Linked DNA regions of Homo sapiens: region 2 is linked to region 1. Evidence: chromatin contacts called from ENCODE Hi-C or POLR2A ChIA-PET data. All regions are on one chromosome and are shown on one strand. Each heading gives the region's core, a stretch centred on a gene start or an enhancer-like site at or near the end of the contact. The rest is flanking DNA. Distances are from core to core; before and after follow the strand shown. Region 1 has its middle 22 kb from the start of C7orf25. Region 2 has its middle 32 kb from the start of MRPS24.

The links. A loop is a pair of places that touch in the nucleus more often than their neighbours do. ChIA-PET counts read pairs that join two places held with the same protein, here RNA polymerase II (POLR2A). Pooled maps may share reads with other maps.
Region 2: a loop to region 1 is called in a map of naive thymus-derived CD4-positive, alpha-beta T cell, with 9 times the contacts of the local background. The contact joins two enhancer-like sites. A Hi-C loop is called at or near these places in 1 of 168 maps with a recorded cell type or tissue (naive thymus-derived CD4-positive, alpha-beta T cell) and 7 of 50 pooled maps. POLR2A ChIA-PET finds 5 or more read pairs at or near these places in 3 of 52 experiments (Panc1, activated T-cell and activated naive CD4-positive, alpha-beta T cell).

What each region holds. Positions count from the first base shown.
Region 1 is chr7:42,885,835-42,893,312 of GRCh38, reverse strand. No RefSeq gene overlaps it. Among named protein-coding and RNA genes, the nearest start is that of C7orf25, 22 kb to the left of the region's middle. RefSeq lists enhancers at 4,749-4,798, 4,394-4,937 and a silencer at 4,879-4,928. Within about 2 kb of position 4,897, at least 34 of the 41 ENCODE cell types and tissues checked have a DNase peak (open chromatin) inside an H3K27ac peak, as active enhancers do.
Region 2 is chr7:43,833,550-43,841,027 of GRCh38, reverse strand. No RefSeq gene overlaps it. Among named protein-coding and RNA genes, the nearest start is that of MRPS24, 32 kb to the left of the region's middle. RefSeq lists a silencer at 1,857-1,936 and enhancers at 5,843-6,212, 6,124-6,418, 6,343-6,462. Within about 2 kb of position 2,012, at least 7 of the 41 ENCODE cell types and tissues checked have a DNase peak (open chromatin) inside an H3K27ac peak, as active enhancers do.

The DNA.
Region 1 (7,478 bases), core at 3,648-6,147:
ATTCTACATGCCCAATTTGTGCCCTCCCACTGAGTTCTGGCCAGGAGGCTTCTCCCCCATTCAAACTGTTACAAAGTTCGGGTAGAGAATTCCTTCTCCCTGTGGAGGTTTACCCCCCTGTTCCTCTGGCCAACCTCCCGATGGATCGCTGTGGTGCCAGGCAGGAATGGGCTGCCTGGGGACCCAGAGAGCTCCCAGGGCCTTTCTGCTGCTTCCTCTACCCCTGCACTTTGCTCAGCTCTCTAACCTGACTCAGCTCCAGGTAAAGTCAGAAACTTCTCCTGCAAACAGATCTTCAGCTTCTCCAGTGAGGATATGTATTTGGGAGAGGAGGGTCACCCTTTCCCACTTCCACAGTTGGGGCACTCACAGTATTTGGGGTGTCTCCCCCGGCTGCAGGAGCAGCCTACTTCCTTCAGAGGGTCTGTGGGTCCTCTTGGGATTGCTGGTTTTTACTTGCAGTTGATCTGGAGCTAAAATTCACAGCGCAAGCCTCCGCATGCTGCTCTGTCCAGAGCTGCAATCTAGTCCTTGGAGTTATTATATTTTAAATATGTCTCTTGTTTTATCGCACAGGTTTGAGTTTTGCTATGTGATCAAATTTGAAAATCATGATATTTAATTGGTCAGTTAAGTCCATATATGGCTTCAGGTTTCATTTTGAATGAAATCCACTGCAATTCACCTCTTGGTGCCTCAGCATCTTATTCAAAATTAAGGCAGTTGTGGTTGAGTGCTGGAGATTTCTCAAGAGTAAGGGGAGAGAGGGATCATAGTGGTGATGTTCGGAGATGCAGGGTGAGAGATTGTGGTGAAAACTGGAGGGGCTTAGTAGGAAAGATTTCAGGGAGTAGGTGGTCATCTCCCCAGGGAGCCACACGATTGACTGACATGGGGCTGGTGTCTCCTGGGAAAGGCAATAATCTTCATTCATTTTAGTAACCTGTATTATGAGTTCCCTTTAGGTATGGGAGTGTGGAGGTAGCAGAGAGTAAGAAGTATAGCAGGATCAGGTAGACAGTGAGTTCAGGAAGAAAAATAATAAATGTGCGTTTTCTGCTTTTGGAGAGGCAGTCTGTGAGTATCACTGGGGGGAGATTTTAGTGTCCAGAGTGAAGCCATGTCTGGCACAGGGAGCAAAGTCATCTCCAACGCTGAGGTCTTGAGTTGGGGCAGTGTCCTCCAGGAGGTGAGACTGAGATGTCTCAATGGGTAGGCACCTGAGTTGGTGCGGGCCTCAGCATTTGTCATAACTGGTTGAAACAATGATCTACTACTGGAGGGTTTGGGTGTCCAGTTGTAAACCAATGAAAGCACCCAAACTGATAGTAATAAGACCAACAATCAAAGAAATGGTGTGCAGCTGCACCTGACAGGGTTTTGTTTTGGGTGGACATTTAGGTTCAAATGGGTTTCATATAAGATGAGCAGCTGCCAGGCCTGTGGGACAATATATGGTTAATGAGTCCCAGGAGAGTCTATGTCCTTGATCTGACCTACAGACCTTAAGGGATGGGGACAAGATAAAAAAATTGTTAAAAAAAAGTAGGTTAAGGCCAGGGGCAAACTAGAGAACTTTAGTTTATTTGTGGTATTGAAGTTTGAAAAGGAGTTGTTTAAACCATCATGATGTCTCTTATTGAGACCAGTCATTTGGGACCTGTCATGGACATGAAAGTTCTATTGAATGTTCCTCAGGAGCCCAGCATGATGTGTTCTAAGAAGTGAATTGTGTGCCTTGGTTACTGTTAGTAACAGCCATGACTCTGAAGGGAATAAGGCATGGCTAGCACGGCCTTGCATTGTGGCCTCAACTCTAAGTGGAGAAGTATGATTCTAATTTATGTTTTGGGTGAGTGCGAAGTAAGAGATTCCCAGAGATTTTCTTTTTCTTTTTTTTTTTTTTATCCTTGAGGGGCCAATTTTTCAGTAATGGCCTAATAGTTTATAATAAACATGAAGACAGGACCAGTTGTTGACCAGGGTATCCAGTGCTAAGATGACCACCTGGAGTTTTGGCCACGTGCGTTGTATTTGGGCCCCATCCTTTATTAGGGACATCCTGGCTAAGGAATGGAAAGCAGCACATTCCACTAGGCTCCACCATGCACAGGGGCTGGCAGTGCCATTCACATAGTCTATGAACTCCCTTTACTGGTCACTCAGTTAATCCACAGGGCTTCCTAGTAGTCAAGGGGTTTAGGGGAGGGATGTCATCCTCCAGCACCCTGGCGTCTGGCAAGGGGCTTAGAACAGGGGAAGCTATACCCTCCTGTGGGTAGAATATACCAGAGGACCCAGGTTTGTTCCCATCTGTCTTAGGGAGCCTCAGTAGCTGTGTTGAGCTTGTGGGGTCTGTTTCCATGGCCCAAAGCATAATGGGCAGCTGGGTATAGAGGGTCACAGGCTCAGGGTCTGGGAGAGCCTCTATTTCTGGGACAGCCCAGTAAGTGGGGGCCAGTCATCTATTGTATTAATGCTGTATAGCATGAGGCCAACAGGGGCAATATCTCGTATCAGAAATCCTGGGGCAACTGATAGCTATCCTAAATATCCAGAGATTGCAGGAGGCATTTGAAAAGGTTGAGAAGACTCTACAGTAAAGGCTTTTTTTTTTTTTAAGAAGTCACTTACAGGAGTGTCTGTAGACTTTAATTTAGAAGTAAAATTTATAAATGAGGAATATGTTGCCACCAAAACCCAAAAGTACTAAGAAATATTGGTCTCGAATGTCATCAATGTATGTATTAAGTGAGTCTCCTTGGCTGAGAATGTCCTGGATGTACTCTCATACCAGTGCTCCTGGAGAAGGTGGATGTCGTTAAGATTAATTAAAGATTGCATGTGATGACACAGCTGCAGAGGTCTGAAAAGGTGTACTGTGTTCTTTTAGAGGAGGAGGCGAACTGCAGTGAAGACGCTATTGAAACAGCACGTTAGCCAAATCCACAAGAGCAAAATATTTACCAGTTGTTGATTGAACGGAATCAGCAATTTTAATAATATTAGGTATTGGATATAGGGGCCCTAATGAAAGGGCTGTTAAATGGGGAAGTGGGAATAATCACGCCTTTATTAATAGGTTTTTTAGAATTGGTTTTAATCCATTTCAACTTACTTTGGGCCATATTAACTATATTAACTGGGGGTACAAGGGGTTCCATTTTATTAAGTCAATTTGTAAGTGCCAAAGACTTACTTTAATTTTAATTTGTTATTTATTGTGTCAGAGCATCTCTGCCTAATATAGAATATCTTACAGCAATGGATATATAACTATGGGAAATTTAGGCCATGCTACAAATGAATATGCAAGGCATATTCATTTACAAAATATTATATTCAGTTACCTGCTCAAGATTACATGGGCAGAGTGTTTAAGTTTAGTGGAATTCCCCAGGTATAAATATAATTTGAGCCCCAATATTAAGTCCATGCATTTTTGTTAGTGCATTTTAACAAATTGTTAAAGTTAAATTAGAACTGACCTTGTAGAAGCACAAAGCCAGTACGTGTCCTTTTTAATCTTTTTGTTATGTAAATTCTTTGATATATAAATTGCTATATGCATTATGAACTTCTAACTATATCAAAAGATGCAAATATATCATATACACCATTTATCAACATATATTTATGTTAAAATATTATATATAACTTTTATTTAATTACCTTTTTCCCCCTCTGTATCTAGGGGTTTGTTTATAAATCAGTAAGTGATCTAGGGCTAGCATGTTTGCTAGACCTGGCAGCTGCTAAGTATTTAAAGTTTAAAGTTCATCTCTTTTTTTTTTTTTCTTGGACTTGTAATAGCATAAAGCAACAGTCTCTCTCTCTCTCTCTCTCTCTCTCTCTCTCTCTCTCTCTCTCCCTCCCTCTCCCTCTTCCTCTTTTCTTTCTTTTTTATTTTAGGCTTTAGTTGCTTGAAGGCATTCTTAGTCTCTGCCTCTGGTTGATAAGAGGAAAAGAGGGAGGAGGGAAGGGCACAGTGTCTCTAGGCAGCCAGCTCTCTACAACTTCCGTGATTGCAAGATCATCGGTCCCCTTTTTCCTTCCTTTTTTTGTTTTTTTTTTCTTTTAAGTATAATCTTTAGAACGGCTTGTATTTCTTGGTGGCTAAAATAAAATTTTTTCTTCCTTCATCTCTCTGGATGTTTACCTGACATGCTCCTGGTGGTAGGAGTAGCCTCCTGGTGTTCTGTCCTTACAGAATGTTACCCGAAAAAATTGGAGGGTGACCTCTGTGTCTGCTGGCCTTGCAGGCAGCGGCTTCCCTTTCCATGGTGACCCACCGGAGCTCTGGAGGTGGTGGGGAGCGAGGAGCGACAGCAGCAGGAACCGAACAGGGCGGCGCCTGCCTGGCAGCGTCACTCTTGCGGGGCCTGTGGGACGCAGGTGAAGTTACTCCCATTAGGGTTAGGGTTAGGCCATATGATCCTTTCACCCTGGCTCCGCTTCACGAGCACAGTGAAGCCCAGTGTGTCGCATCACCCTCTCTGACTGTGACTAAGGAGAAATCGCTGCTTCCCAAGAGCCTGCTGGCGGGTTCTCGGGAAGTAGCGCGCAGCCGTGCCCTTTGCCATGGACAGGCCCGCCCACCACCCAGGCCCCAGGTCACGCAACAGCGCACCCAGCTCCAGGGACAACGCATCCTCCAATGGAGGCCGGCGACAGAGGGTCCCCACAGTCCCAGGAGGGGGTCTGATTCTGCAAAGGGAACACATCCTCCTACCACTGGGACCTGCCCTCCGCGCCGCAGGCAAGGAGCCGGCTACAGCCGCTACAATTCCGGAGAGTCCCGGAGGCGACTCGGACGACAGCAGGACCTAGTAGCGCGCAGCGACGAGCAGCGAGATCCAGCGCCTGTAAGCAGCGCGCGGCCCCAGACCTGCTGGGCCAGCTGATACAGCAAGGTAGCAAGCCCTCTGCGGGGGACAGACACCGGGATGGTGTCCAAGCCGCGACTGCAATCCTGCAGACTAGGCTAATTGTTTGGAATGAAACTTTATCAGTTTAGCCCGGCAATTACTCTCCTCAACAGCTGAGAGGCCAGGATAAAAGAGCATCAGCATGGGATCTACCTGCTTGGGGCCCTTTGGGGCGGCGTCACACTCAGGGATTAGATTTCAGGCACTGCTTCAGTGACACAACCGCAGTGTGAAAGTTTAAGCGTTTTTGGTACTTACAGATCCTGGAGGGAGCGCGGGCGCGCGCGCGCGCACACACACACACACACACACACACACACACACACACACACCACACACCAAGGAGTACAGGCAGAGAGAGAGAGAGAGAGAGAGAGAGAGAGAGAGAGAAGGGACCCGTAGACCAATACCTTTATTGGGTTCAGAGTGTTATCCAAACAGGTTTAATTGTTGAATTTAAAGCAAGCAGGCACTGGTTCCAGGAGGTCCCCCTGACTGAGAGGCGGTCACGTTAAGTTTGCAGGCAAATGTCTGAATGGTTCCTTGAAATGAAGCAGTATCTCTGGCCACCAACTGGAGCCATTCCAGTGGGGAATAGTATTAGAAACGGTGTCAAGGCTGACTGAGCCCTGCTTCTGGTATGAGAAAGTTAAAACATATTTTAAGATGGATGCCAAGGCAACATAAAATTATAAGCTCTCACCACATGTTTATACCCAGTTCTGGCATTAAAAAATGCTTCATTTTTTTCAAAAAGAGTTATAAAAAACTTTTGCCATGTGTTCTGTTTTCTTAGTTTTTCTGTTCTGTTTTTTGCTTTTGATAATTGGAAATGTTTGAACTTTTGTATTAGTACTGACGTTTTTATAATACCCATTCTTCCTTCTTTCCTTTAGATAATATTGACTGGGTCTCTACTGTAAGCAAGAAGAATATAATTTGTTTTGCAAACTCCTCTTTCCTTCCTTTCTCTGCCATTCAATTTTAATGATTAGAATAATGCATATTCTCTTTCTTTACTTGCACTCTGTGCACCTAAATATATTTAAGCTTCTGCTTTTTTTTTTTGGTAGCTTGAAATGATGTCATTTGTTTCCCAACTTTTGTAAGTAAATCATTGAGCTAATTATGCTTTTCCCTCTCTTTCTTTTTTTAGGTTGTGCTTTTTTCTGACTTTGTCAGAGAACATGTTTCTATATCATCCTTTGATTCTTATCTTACCTTTGGTTTAGTCTTAGATCTTCAGTTAAATATATTAAACACTCACTATTAATCTTGTTTCACCAGTTTTCCCAGGTGTCAGGTTTCTTGAAAAAAGCTCATGGGTCAGCATCCCCTGAGTTCCAGCATGTTCAAAACTGTTTCTCCATAGCTTGGATATGTGAAGGAATCTTGCTTGGTTATAGAAGCCTCACTTCACACTTTCCTTGCTTTCTTGTAAATGTTCCTCCATTTTGTTCTCTTTGACTCATTTTACTTTTTAAAAAATTGTGCTATTTTAAAATACCAGTCATAAAGCCAGCTAGCTATTACAGAGATATGTGTACTTTATCACAAATTTAATTTAATTTCTTATTATTATATATATATTTTTTTGAGACAGGGTCTCACTCCGTGGCCCAGGCTGTAGTTCATTGGTGCTGGTTCCAGGAGGGCTCACTGCAGCCTATAACTCCCAGACTCAAGTGAAACCCCCACCTCAGCCTCCTGAGTAGCTAGGACTACAGGCATGTGCCACCACACCCAGCTAATTTTTTGTATTTGTAGTAGAGAAGGGGTTTCACCATGTTGCCCAGGCTGGTCTCTAATTCCTGGGCTCAAGTGATCTGCCTGCCTTGGACTCCCAAAGTGCTGGGATTACAGGCATGAGCCACCGTGTCTGGCTCACAAATTTTATATAAAATGACTTCCTATTACCTTTAGATGAGAAGGAAAAAACACATAGCCTGTGGTTCCCTCAAAACTCTAACATGTAACTTTTAGTGGGGAAAATAAGGTACTTTTGCTAGTTATCCACAAGGGGGAAGACTGATTCCATTTCTTCTGGAAGGTATCCATTGGGCCATCATTACTGATCATTTATTTTTATTTTTATAGATTTAGAGAGTACATGTGCAGTTGTGTTACATGGATATATTGTGTAGTGGTGAAGTCTGGGCTTTAGTGTTCTATAAATTACAATAATTTGTTAAGATATCTTTTGCGGTCTATTTTTCATACATGTGCTGTCTCTTTACCATATGTAGATTCAGAACTTTTTTTTTTCCTCAGGAAAGTTTTCTTGATTATAGTTTTACAATTAGTCCTAGTCTATTATTTGGTTTTTCTTCTTCAGGTTCTCTAATGATACTTGTGTTCGATTGTGCTTGTATCCTGTTCTTTCTGCTTCCATTTTCTTGGTTTTTATTATTTCTATCTGTTATGTCTCTTACTGTATTTTTTGTCTTCCTGTTCTCCCTTGGCTACCTAGTAATGCAGTTTTTGTTTCTAAGATTTGTCTTTTTCTCAAGTTCTTAATTATGTCAGTTTTTATTTTTATTTTTATTATTT
Region 2 (7,478 bases), core at 763-3,262, 950 kb before region 1:
TCTGTTTATAAAAGTATAGTCTCCTAAATTGTTATAGGATATAGTTATCATAAGAGAAAAAGTTTCTTTAAATCCAGAAAATAGAACATTAAAGAACCAGCAATAGTTGGGTGTGGTGGCGTATAATCCCAGATACTCAGGCAGCTGAGGTGGAAGGATGCTTCAACCCAAGAGTTTGATACCAGTGTGGACAACATAGTGAGGCTCCATCTCTAATCCATCAAAAAAGAAAAAAAAAAAGCCTGGCGTGGTGGCATATGCCTGTATTTCTAGCTACTTGGGAGGCTGAGGCGGGAGGATTGCCTGAGCCCCAAAATTCCAGGCTGCAGTGAGCTATGATGATGCCACTGTACTACAGCCTGGGACACAGAGCAAGATGCCGTCTCTAAAAATAATAATAATAGGCCAGGGGCAGTGGCTCACGCTTGTAATCCCAGCACTTTGGGAGGCCCAGGTGGGCTTGCTTGAGATCAGGAGTTCGAGACCAGCCTGGCCAACATGGTGAAACCCCGTCTCTACTAAAAATACAAAAATTAGCCAGGCGTGGTGGCAGGCTCCTGTAGTCCCAGCTACTGGGGAGGCTGAGGCAAGAGAATCGCTTGAACCCAAGAGGTGGAGGTTGCAGTGAGCCCAGATTGTGCCACGGCACTCCAGCAGCCTGGGTGACAGAGTGAGGCTCCGTCTCAAAAAAAAAAAAAAAAAAAGATATAAATTGGCTATGGTTAAGATCTAATGAAAGTTCATTATAATGCAAGGAAATTTGGTTGTTTCTGTGGCATACAACATTTAAAATACTAACTGAAATTATGACTTATAACATTACATTGGGACATATCTTGGATAGGGAGGACATTGACAAATTTCCAGGGACTTGACACAATTTCTGAAACAATAACATTTTACCCATACAAATATAACCTAGAGAAGGTTAGTATCTCTTTCTCTCTCTCTCTTTTTTGAGAGAAGGTCTCTTCCACCAAGGTGGGAGTGCAGTGGCCTAATCATGGCTTACTGCAGCCTTGACCTCCTGGGCTCAGGCGATCCTCCCACTTCAGCCTCCCTAGTAGCTGGGACTATAAGTGTGTGCCATCACACCCGGCTATGGTGTGTGTGTGTGTGTGTGTGTGTGTGTGTGTGTGTGTGTGAAAGCAAGTTTATTAGAGAAGTAAAGAAACAAAAGAATGGCTACTCCACAGGCAGAGCAACCTAATTTTTGTATTTTTTGTAGAGGTGGGTTGGTTGCAGGGTGCAGGGGTGTCTAGGCTGGTCTCAAACTCCTGGGCTCAAGCGGTTCTCCCACCTCAGCCGCTCAAGGTGCTGGGATTAAGGTGTGAACCACTGTGCCTGGCTAAGTAGTTCTCATTTGACATTGCTTTCCATGTGATTTAATGTAACTTTAGAATTTTTATAGCTTGTATTATTATTTTTTTGAGACGGAATTTCGCTCTTGTTGCTCAGGCTGGAGTGCAATGGCGCGATCTCGGCTCACAGCAACCTCCACCTCCCAGGTTCAAGCGATTCTCCTGCCTCAGCCTCCCGAGTAGCTGGGATTACAGGCATGCGTCACCACGCCCGGCTAATTTTGTATTTTTAGTAGAGACGGGGGTTTCTCCATGTTGGTCAGGCTGGTCTCGAACTCCCGACCTCAGGTGATCCGCTCGCCTCAGCCTCCCAAAGTGCTGGGATTACAGGCGTGAGCCACCGCGCCCGGCCAGCTTTGTATTTTAAATTTAAGTCAATGGACTATTTTGAATGAATTTTTGTGAAACTTGTAAAGTTTGGATCTACATTTATTTCGTTCCGATTAATAATTTCTTTAACATTTTTGAGAAAGACACAGGATAGTGGGCCCCATTTTATTTTGAACGTCCGTAATCATGGCATTGAACGATCTGAATTTAATTAATTCAACCAGACAGCCAGGAGGGGGCACGCGGCCACCGCTAAACAGTGAGCGAGCGCCGAGGGCCCCGCGCTGCCCCAGATGACCAGCAGGGGGCGTGCGAGCCGCCTTGTCGGACCCCTGAGAAGCCCCCACCGCCTCCGTGCTCCTACTGCGGCCGCCAGCGCCGGGCCCGCAGTGAGGAGGAGAACCTCATTTTCCTCAACACAGATCTAAGGGGACACCGCCTCACTTTGAGACAACTTGAGGCTGCGTCAGTGGTGAGTAAAATCCTTCCTGTCACAGTCCTGACTACTGAGGAGCAGTTGGTCTTCAGAACCCCCAGTAGAGGAAGGGCTTCATGTGGAATTTTGGAAATAAAAAACCCCGGTTTCCACCACACAGGAGGTCCTTCTCAACAGCTAAGACACAGTGGCTGCTAGTATAATACCACGCAGCAGCCTTTTAATACTAACATCACATTCAGAGGCTTACCAGGGAGACTGGTTTCCTAGCTTTGGCTGAACTGGATTTGGGTCAGGCTTAGCCTCTGGAATGAAGTTTGGTGTCACCTCTGCTTTACTGACGCGGTATTGACGTGGTTGATTGATTGATTGATTGATTTTTTTTTTCTAGAGACAGAGCTCCCTATGTTGCCCAGGCTCCAAATCGTGACCTCAAGTGATCCGCCCGCCTCAGCCTTCCAAAGTGCTGGGATTACAGGCCTGAACCACCATGCCTTAGCCTTATTTTTCATTTTTTAGACAGTCTCAATCTGTCAGGCTGGAGTGCAGTGGCACGATCATAGCTCACTGCAGCCTTTAACGTCTGGGCTGAAGGATCCTCCCGTTTCATCTTCCTGAGTAGCTGGGACTACAGGCATGCACCACCAAGCCTGGCTAATTTTTAATTTTATTGTAGAGAAGATGTCTATGTTGCCCAGGCTGGTCTTCAGCTCCTGGATGCAAGCGTTCCTCACGCAAGCGAACCCAGCCCACATGGTTGTTTAAAAAAGTAATTACTGAGGTCAGGAGTTCAAGACCAGCCTGGCCAACATGGTAAAACCCCGTCTCTACTAAAAATACAAAAATTAGCCGAGTGTAGGGGCAGGTGCCTGTAATCCCAGCTACTCCGGAGGCTGAGGCAGGAGAATCGCTTAAACCCAGGAGGCGGAAGTTGCAGTGAGCTGAGATTGAGCCACTGCACTCCAGCCTGGGCGACAGAACAAGACTCCGTCTCAAAAAAAAAAAAAGTAATTACTTTTTGAGGCTGGGCGTGGTGGCTCACGCCTGTAATCCCAGCACTTTGAGAGGCCCAGGCAGGAGGATCACTTGAACCCAGGAGTTCGAGATCAGCCTAGCCAACATGGTGAAACCCCGTCTCTACCAAAAAATACAAAAATAGCAGGGCATGGTGATGTGTACCTATAATCCCAGCTACTCGGGAGGCGGAGGCAAGAGAATCTCATGAACTTGAGAGGTGGAGGTTGCAGTGAAATTGCACCTTTGCATTGCAGCCTGGGCGACAGAGGGAGACTGTCTTAAATAAATAAATAAATAAAAGTAATTACTTTTTGATAATTTCATTCTTATGGAAAACTTGCAATAGCAATACAAATCCCTGTCCTTTCTATCAAAGTCTCCAGTGGTTATTGCTGTACCAGATTTGTAATTTCACACAAAATACTTGTTTTTTTACCCAAAGCAGGGACACTCTCCCAGGTAACAATCACTCTCCCCTTTATCAGGAAATCGACAAGAATTACAAAAATGACCTGGGCGTGGTGGCACACGCCTGTGATCCCAGCTACTCAGGAGGCTGAGGCAGGAGAATCACTGGAACCTGGGAGGTGGAGGTTGCAGTGAGCAGAGATGGACCCAGTGCACTTTAGCCTGGGGGACAGAGTGAGACTCAGTCTCAGAAAAAAAAAAAAAGAAAGAAAGAAAAAGAAAAGAAAAAGAAATTAACACAGTGTCCACATGGCAATCCAGTCCTCAGACCTACTTTGCTTCACCACCTGCTCCAGTGTGGGTGGGAAAAAGATTATCTGCATTTAAAAATTTTTTTCTAACTCCTTGAGTGGCAGATAAAGCAATTTTTATGCCAGACACTGATACTTACATTATGGCTCTGAGCTCAAGATTTTAACCTGTCTGATCTGAGAGCCTAACTTTTCTAAACATTTATGTAATTCTTCTAGACTATTAGTCTTTCAATTACCTGTTTTGTCACCATACACAGTTGTTAGGCAGGCAAACCTAAATTTACATTTCCGAAAGGGACAGTTCAGGTGTCTAGGTTGTTTATCATGGAGCTGTTATTTGTAAAGTCATTAATTTGAAATGGCTTTAAGTCTTTTTTTAAAAAATCTTGGCTCAAATGTCATAAGCAGTGATTTTTATCTCAACACCAGCAGAAAAGTCAGCAGATTGAAAGTAGGCAGGAAAAAAATAAAATAGAGAGATAGAGAACTTCGAAGATTTTGCTTGTTAACCGCATAGTTGGTTGTAGTTTTCTTAGTGACCATCTGAGCTCTGAACTTTCCTTGATAGAATTTGCCCATCTGTTTCAAAATGTGCATGAGAATGAGCCATAATATAGTCAGCTGGAATCCTCAAAGGAAGGTTGTTTTGGCATGGCTTTAGAGTTTAGGATCTCATTCCATTTCTTTTTCTTTATTTTTATTTTTTTGTTTTTGTTTTTTTGAGACACAGTCTCACTCTGTTGCCCAGGCTGGAGTGCAGTGGTTTGACCTTGGCTCACTGCAACATCTTCTGGCTGGATTCAGGCTATTCTCCTTTCTCAGCCTCCTGAGTAGCTGGGAGTACAGGCGCCTGCCACCACGCCTGGCTAATTTTTGTATCTTTAGCAGAGATGGGATTTCACCATGTTGGCCAGGCTGGTCTTGAACTCCTGACCTCAAATGATCTGCCTACCTCAGCCTCCCAAAGTGCTGGGATTGCAGGCATGAGCCACTGTGCCCGGCTTCATTCCATTTCTTATTAATCTCTTGAGAGCAAAGAAATTCCCATAAATCTTTTCAGGGAATGTCAGGAGTTTGGACCAATATTTTACATCAATTTCAGTATGGTAACCACGTTCCTTCACCAAAGTAATACTTTTCACAACACACTGCATAAGTAACATTTGTGGAAACGTCTTTTTAAAATAGTATATAAATAACATTTCAGAAGCCTGTTTAACATGACTACAAACACTTCACTACATTCATTACTTCCTTACATGGAAGTTACACGGTTCACAACAAACTTTGTAAGTAGCATTTAAAAATTTTCTTCTACTTCTTTCCTATCTGGATGTCTGTCATGCTTTTTCTTGCTTGATTGTTGTGGCTAGGACTTCCAGTACTATATTGAATAGACATGGTGAGAGTTGGCATCTTTGTCTTGTTCCTGATCTTAGAGGAAAAAATATTTTCACAGTTAAATATGTTAGCTGTGGGCTTGTCAGAGATAGTCTTTGTCGTGCTGAGAAACATTACTCTTTTTTCAACATTCCTCTTTTGTTTTGGAGACAGGGTCTTGCTCTGTCACCCAGGCTGGAGTGCAGTGGTGCGATCTTGGCTCACTGCAACTTCTGCCTCCTCAGTTCAAGTGATTCTCCTGCCTCAGCCTCCCAAGTAGCTGGGATTACAAGTGTGTGCCACTGCACCCGGCTAATTTTTGTATTTTTAGTAGAAATGGGGTTTCACCATGTTGGCCGTGTTTTACCATGTTGGCCATCTTGAACTCCTGACCTCAGGTGACCCGCCCACCTGGGCCTCCCAAACTGCTGGGATTACAGGCATGAGCCACTGTGCCCGGCCTCAAAAGATTTTTAAATTTCTTCTTTGAGGCTGGGCACAGTGGCACACACCGGTAATCCCAGCACTTTGGGAGGCCAAGGCAGGCAGATTGCTTAAGCCCAGAAGTTTGAGACCAGCCTGGGCAACATGGTGAAACCCCTTCTCTACAAAAAATACAAAAAGCCAGATGTGGTGGTATGAGCCTGTAGTCCCAAGCTACTGGGGAGGCTGAGGTGGGGGGATCACTTGGACCCAGGAGGTTGAGGTTGTGGTGAGCTATTGAGCGACTAAGTGGCTAAGTTGGCTGGACTTCCTGGGTCAATAGGGACTTCCCTAAGGGGACTTTTCCCTAAGCCAAAATGAGTCATAGCTGCAAGCTAAGGGATTGAAACTTCAACCAATCAAAGGGGACTTTCTCCTAAGCCAAAATGAGTCATAGCTGCAAGCTAAGGGATTGAAACTTCAACCAATCATATAGGGAGTTTAAGCTCTAGCTGCAGCGTGATGTTTTTAACCAATCAGGCCCACCAACCCACAAGCGGATAGAAAATAAGCTAATCCTATAGGACAGGAAAAGGAAAAGGAAAAGGGAAGGAGTCATAAGGGCATATAAGCATAAGACACTCAAGCCAGGGCAACCCTTCCAGGTCCCCTTCCACCACGTGGAAGCTTTACTTTCACTTTTGCTTTACATTCACTTTCGCTTTAATAAATCTTGCTGCCACACACTCTTTGGGTCCACACGTTTCTCTAATTGAGCTGTAACACTTGCCACTGTGGTCCACAGCTTCATTCCTTGAAGCCCATGAGACCACAAACTCTTCGATCAAGAAAAACCTTTGATCGGAAGAAGACTTCTCATCTCACTATCATGTCACTGCACTCCAGTATGAGTGACGGAGTGAGACCCCATCTCAAAAAAAAAAATAATTCTTTGACCCATTGGTTGTATAGGAGCATGTTGTTTAAATTCTACATATTTGTGAATTTTCTGAAATTACTCCTATTATTGATTTCTAGTTTTATACCATTGTGATCAGAAAAGATACTTGTTATGATTTCAGTTTTCTTAATTTGTTATGACTTATTTTGTGACCTGATATATACTCTATCTTGGAGAATGTTCCATGTGCACTTGAGAAGATTGTGTATTCTGAATGACATGGTTTGCAGCTGTCCATAAGATCTGAAACATTATTTAAACATGTGTCTTCAGACGCTTCACTACATACATTACTTCCATTCACTAAAATAACACTGTTCATAACATATTGTAGCTCTGTCACCCAGGCCGGAGTGTAGTGGTATGATCACAGCTCACTGCAGCCTAGAACTGCTGGACTCAAGTGATCCTTCCACTTCAGCCTCCCAGAGTTCTGGAACTATGCCACCACACTCTGCTAATTTTAAATTTTTTGTAGAGAGTATCGTTATGTTGCCTAGGCTGGTCTTGAACTCCTGGACTCAAGCAATTCTCCTGCCTCGGCCTCCCAAAGTGCTGGGATTACAGGCATGAGCCACCATGCTTGACCACTAAGTAGCTTTCAAAGAAGCATCTTTCAAACAAGTATGTTTGTCATTTATTATATGCATGAGTGTGGCAAACCACTTTCATCCACTGAGTTAACACTGTTAACAACATAGTGTGTAAGTTACATTCTTTAGAAACATCATTTTTAATTAATTAGTTAATTAATTAATTTTGTAGAGTCTCATTATGTTGTCCAGGCTGGTCTGGAACAAAAATTAGCATAGTGGCATGCACCTGTAATCCCAGCTACACGGGAGGCT